Regions from separate parts of the Homo sapiens genome. Here region 1 is linked to region 2. Evidence: read pairs that join two places in POLR2A ChIA-PET (ENCODE). Cell type or tissue: B cell. All regions are shown on one strand. Each heading gives the region's core, and the rest is flanking DNA. Links, peaks and the distances in the headings are about the cores only. Region 1 has its middle 81 kb from the start of BCL6. Region 2 has its middle 33 kb from the start of LINC01991.

Region 1 (2,916 bases), core at 193-2,692, 120 kb before region 2:
ATTTGTATTCAATGAAAATCTGAAGTCAGATGGTAGTAACTACTCTTCCTTTCATGGGCAAGGAAGAGTAGTTGTTTCATGCAAAAAAAAAATACACATGCATAAATATATTTACAATACTTTTCTTTCATGTATCTGAAAAATAAAATGCACGCCTTTCCAATGAATAAATATGCCTTGTTGAGAATATCATAAATAAGCACATGGATTTCAATAATTTTACAGTCATATTACTAATGTATATTTTTCCATTTTATGCTGACATTTCTGGTCTTGGAGATGAGAAATAAAATCTATAGGTATATTGTTAAAAGAAAAGGGCAAGAGGCATTTGCCGAGCATGTTCTAGTGCCAGGCATGATGTGATACATATCTCATTATCTCATTAATCTTCACCACCATACTCTTTGTCATCTAGATCTTTGGGCATGCGAATCCCTATGCCCAGCACATTTCTGTGGACCCCTTCTGCTCCCTTGACAATACTTGCTCCTTCCCACTCCACCCTTCACCTGGATGGCCCTTCCCCTTTAGGATTCAGCCTGTGCCCAAGTTCACCTAGATTATCCTGCTCCTGTTTCCCCAGCAGCCAGTAGTTTTCTATGATGTATTATCACAGAATAGAACAATAGACTGTAGTCTGTTTCTCATATTGAAGGGCAAGAGAAAGGGACTATGTTGCTTTTTCACTGTTATGAGCCCAGCATGCAGAGCAGTTCCCACAATATTGATTGAATGAACAAATGAACGAGTTGTTGAGTAAGCTAAGTATTATTAGCCCCAATTTTCAGATAAGAATACGAGACTCAGAGGGGGTTAGTATGGTATCAAACTGCTGGTATATGATAGATCTAGTAGGTCTGGGAATTGAAACAAATGATCTGACTTGCTGTCTCAATTACTATCAAGAAGAGTGGGTGAACCCTGGAGTTCTAATGCTGGTCTTCTCTATCTCCACTTTGTCAGTCTGTAGTGAAAAAAAAAAAAAAAAAAAAAAGGACTACCAGAAAAAATAAAGGCCTTAAAGCAACCTATGGTGCAGGGACCAGAAAGTAACCTTGAGCCCAGGAGCGCTCAGAACCGCTACTAAGGACAAATCAGTGAGTTTGATGAAATTCAACATGGGATTTTTGAACATCTTCTATATGTTTTACCCATGCTGCCAGCTCGGAGGAGTCTGTAGATGGGCAGACACATCCTGGCCCTCTGGCTGCTTACAGACTCTTCCAGGGTGTTGAGGTGATGCACCAGCTGGTGAAATCGTCCTCCAAATCAGGGGAGACCAAAAGTGGCATAGAGAGGCCCTGGCCTGGGAATCAGAAGGCCTGTCTCCACCTTTCTCGGCCCACTACCTTTGGAGAGCCACTTGCTTCTCTTTGAGAGTTTTAGTTTCCGTACCTATAAAATTTGTGAGTAGACTACATCACGGCAGCTGGTAGGTCGGATCTGACCCTCAGATTTCTTTTCATCCTGCCGTATGTTATGGATTGAATTGTGTCCCTGAAAAATTCATATGTGGAAGGCCAAACCTCTTGTACCTCAGAATATGACCTTATTTGGAGATGGGGAGTATACACAGCTGATCAAGTTAAAATGAGGTCATTAGGGTGGGACCTAATCGAATATGACTGATGTCCTTATAAAAGGGGGAAATTGGAACACGGAAACGGGTAGGCTCACAGGGAGAACACCGTGTGAACATGAAGATCATCATCTACAAGCCTAGGAGAGGGATGTAGAGCAGCTGCGTTCTTCCCAGCCCTCAGAAGGATTCCTGCCAACACCTTGATCTTGGGCTTCTAGTGTCCAGATCTGTAAGACACTAAATTAAGCCACCCAGTCTGTGATACTTTGTTATGGCGGCCCTAGCAAATTAAGAGACAGTCATGCTTCACCACATTCCTCACCATTCTCTATTTTCTTCTACCCAGCTGCTTGGCCCATATACCTTATCAGAGAGATTTTTAGGCATTATAGTCTGTCATTTATGGATGAGACCATTCCAAAGTTCTCCTTGAGTGATTCATCATGACTAGTCCCTGAATCTCTTTAATTAAATTAATTAATTAATTAATTTAAGGCTGTCTTGCTCTGTTGCCCAGGCTAGAGTGCAGTGGCTCACTGCAACCCCCGTCTCCTGGGTTCAAGTGATTCTCGTACCTCAGCCACCCAAGTAGCTGGGACTACAGGTGTATGCCACCACGCCCAGGTAATTTTTGTTTTTTTTAGCAGAGATGGGGTTTCACCATGTTGACCAGGCTGGTCTCGAACTCCTGGGCTCAAATGATCTGCCCACCTCAGCCTCCCAAAGTTCTGGGATTACAGGTGCAAGCCACTGCACCTGGCCCCTGAACATCTCATATTCCACAAGAAGGTCTATTTCAGGACTTGGTAGACAGGACTGCATACCCCTAAGCCACTGGTGTGCTGGAAAATGTTTAATTACCAGCTCTTGAGAGGATGGAGATCTCCCCTCTTGTGGTATTTGCTAATTTCCCACCACAGCCAATGTCAAGCTGCCAACATGACCTCACTGAAAGTGGACCAGAGGAGGGGAATGCCATTGGCTGTGGTGAGCTGGGAGGAGCAATTCTGGTACCATGGCCACCAGCAGTCCCAGTGCTCTACAGCCAAGCCCTGAGATCTTTGCACCTGATAGTCTTACGCCTGATCACGTTACTTATTTATTTTATTTTGTTTTTTCTTTTGTCAGACCTGGTCAACAGGAAGTAATTGCCTGAGCTCTTTAAAGCAACTGAGCTGAATGTCAGGAAACTGGAGTCCTAATCCAGGCCCTTTTTTGACTGACTGAGTTGGGATAAGACTTTCTACCTCGAGGATCATCAGGTGCAAAATGAAAAGGTTTGAAAAAATTAGGAGTTTATGGGGTTGGTATCTTGGCCTCCAAATCTCTGA
Region 2 (2,916 bases), core at 163-2,662:
CCTGTTAGAATGTATTAAGCAGCTACTCCATGCTAGGTACCGTGCTAAACTCTTCAATACATCTTATCCCCTTTAATCTCTATTAAAAGCTCTGGGAAAGCAGGGATTTCAGCTGTCTTGTTTATAATTTTATCTCAGTCTCAAGAACATCACCTGACACTTAATAGAAGCTCATTAACTATCTGTTAAATAAATTTAAATAAGCAAATTAATGAGGGAGAGGTTAATACCCCCATTTTAAAGATTAGGAAATTAACGCTCAGAGAGATCAATGGACTTGACCAAAGTAAAACAAACAAACAATAATAGCAGAGCTAGCATTTGAGCACAGGTTTTCTGAGGTCAAGGTCAGTGCTCTTCCCAACAGAGCATAGCTGCCTCTCAGCTTAACCACCTTAAAAACCGAAAATAAAATCCAGTTTAATCCTTTCAAAAATGTAAAGTAAAATTTGTGGAGCAAGCATACATTTCTTAATGCTCATCAGTTTTTTAGCCATCCAAAGCCTTCAGAAATCATAAGTGACCGTGAATGATTTTCCCACATAAGCAATATTAAAGAGATTTAAAAGGATTCCATTCAACTGGAAAACAAAAATAAACAACAATAACTACAAAGAAAGCTTGCAAATTTCATGGATATCAGGAATGTCTTTCTGATGGAAAACATATTTCCCCCAAAGGTCCTGTGGCCCTGGAGAACACTGATTTGAAACGTAAGTAAGTAAGAGACAGAAGCTGACCGTCAGGGAACAGCGGGTTAGGAGGGCGTGCCAGCATATCTTGTGGAGGACCCATGGACTCTTCACTTTTAGTTGTCTACCTTTCCCATCCCTCTCCTCCACCACAGTTGTGCAAAGGGATAGGACGTACACTAATTCTTGAGGACCCTGTAACTGTGGACAAGGACCTCTTGACTTCAGCTTTCCCAAGTGTAAAATAGAGGGATTGTCCTAAATGACACCTAGGAGCCCTTTCCTCTCTGCCACAGCCTCTCTTTCCCTTTCCTCTGTCCTTCCCGCTTCTCTTCCACCTAGCTCTAGACGGCGCAGGCACTGGGTCCCAAAAGCGGCTTTGGGGACTCCCCGCCCTGCCGCTGCTGGAGCCTCCTCATGCAGCTGCACAGCTAACCGCTGCCTCACCCTGCACTGCTGACCACTCTGATTTACCTATGCAGATGAGGCAATAAATATACAAGATCTGCTGAAAGTGAAAAGTCCCTCATTCCTCACATTACTTTTAGCCTTCACTTTCCCTAAGCCAAGGGACAATGAATGACCAAGATAAGCCTCCCTTTCCAACACTGGCCTGCCTTAGGGACTCACCGTCTGCACTCCGCCTGCACAGGTGGAACTGAGTTCAGATGAGGGAGAATTGCTTTCCATTGTTCAGTAGGCTTTTTGTAATTTCTAGTTTTGCTTACCTTTCCTACTCACCACACACACAAAACAGTGTGAGCTTTCTCATTCTAGTGCATAAACACAGGTCGGTCAATACCCACAAGTGTTCCAAAAGGTGAGCTGGCATTGCTGCCCAACTGGGCATTATAGTCCCTTCTGTCCCTGCCCATCAGGCTTGCCTTCCTCGGCAACCTTTCTAGCTTGAATTGTACTGTGACTCCTTCTCACGGACCACTCCCGGAGACTGGTGAAAGTTGGGCCCATTCTTGAAGCCTCTGCTTCTAAATCATGTTTTCCATAAAGTCTCCCTCATCGTGCTTGCTTCCACCTTCTCCTATTTGGAATTACTGGTGGGCTCTTCCACTGTCCCATAGCAAGTGTTCTATACATTCTGAAGGCACATTTGAATATATACTTTGTCATGGTTGCTTGGAACCATGTCGTCTTTTCCAAGTAGGCTGTGAACATTCAGTGGCATGGATCATACCGTGCCCATGTTAAAATTATTCACTGGCCTGACTAAAGGTAATCATAACTCTTGATGCCGACTAATACTGCAGACACTTTTCTTTCCTACGGCTTCTACACTGGGGAAGACATATGGGGCTATATAAGGGTTAAATAGAAGCTCTGTGATTCATTCAGTCCCACCCTAAAATGCTTCTTCCAGCTTCTGTTGACTTCTCCTGTTACCAAGCATAAAACAAACATTACTGTCTCCCTCTCCCTCATACCTATTTTCTTGGTCCCCTGGGTTGCACTCCCTTGCCAGGCTCTTTTCTTTCTGATCCAGCTTTCTTTGAACATATTTATTTGCGTTTCACTCAACACGTGTCTCAAATTGCATCACCAGTTTAATTTGAGTTTTAAGCTAAGATGCTAGAGCTTTTCTCTTTCCTGTCCCAACAAGTACTCTTCATTCATGTCTTTATTAATTCTTCAGATAACTAAACAGCAGCCAAGACTTTGAGGGATGCAAATTCGAAAGTGATCCCTTTCCTGACTGCAAGGTGATCCCCGTCTGGTAGGGGAGATAGGACATGCACAGAAATAGTTAAAATACCAGGTAGATGGCAATAGGAACCCTTAAAGGGCAGGCCAAGTAATCGAGTGTTCTATACACTCCTGAGGGGGGAGGGGTCATTCCTCTGGGAAGGAAAGAAGAGGGTAGGATTAGGAAAGACTTCACAGGGGAGGTGGCATTTGAAGTGGGCCTGAAAGAGTGAGGTTGGATTTCTACTTGCAGGGTAGGAGAATTAAGCAGAGGGAGAAACACACTAGCAAAGGCTGGAGATGGAAAAGTACAGGACGAGAAGAGTGAGTCGTTTGCCTGGGTTGCAGCACTGCATGCTCAGACGGGAGCACTGAGGAATACAGCTGAACAGGTAGGTTGAGATCCATGTTGCGGGGTGGAAAGGAGCCGGAAAGGACTGGCACAGGGAGACCAGTTGGGAGGCTTTTGCAACCTCCTGAATGAGAAGTGAGAGGGCGGTGGTAGTTAAGAAAAGTAGGATGGGTG

Evidence for each region. Peaks named below come from ENCODE experiments on the same cell type or tissue, not always from the same donor. Only the 100,000 strongest peaks of a DNase experiment are listed, where the experiment ranks them.
Region 1: POLR2A ChIA-PET joins it to region 2 with 11 read pairs; 2 of 35 experiments call an interaction of 5 or more read pairs at or near these places.

Annotation. Positions count from the first base shown.
Region 1 is chr3:187,825,356-187,828,271 of GRCh38, forward strand. No RefSeq gene overlaps it. Among named protein-coding and RNA genes, the nearest start is that of BCL6, 81 kb to the left of the region's middle. In B cell, for the core only: no CTCF peak of the experiment used is centred there; no DNase peak of the experiment used is centred there.
Region 2 is chr3:187,941,741-187,944,656 of GRCh38, forward strand. No RefSeq gene overlaps it. Among named protein-coding and RNA genes, the nearest start is that of LINC01991, 33 kb to the right of the region's middle. In B cell, for the core only: no CTCF peak of the experiment used is centred there; a DNase peak (open chromatin) is centred at 1,141.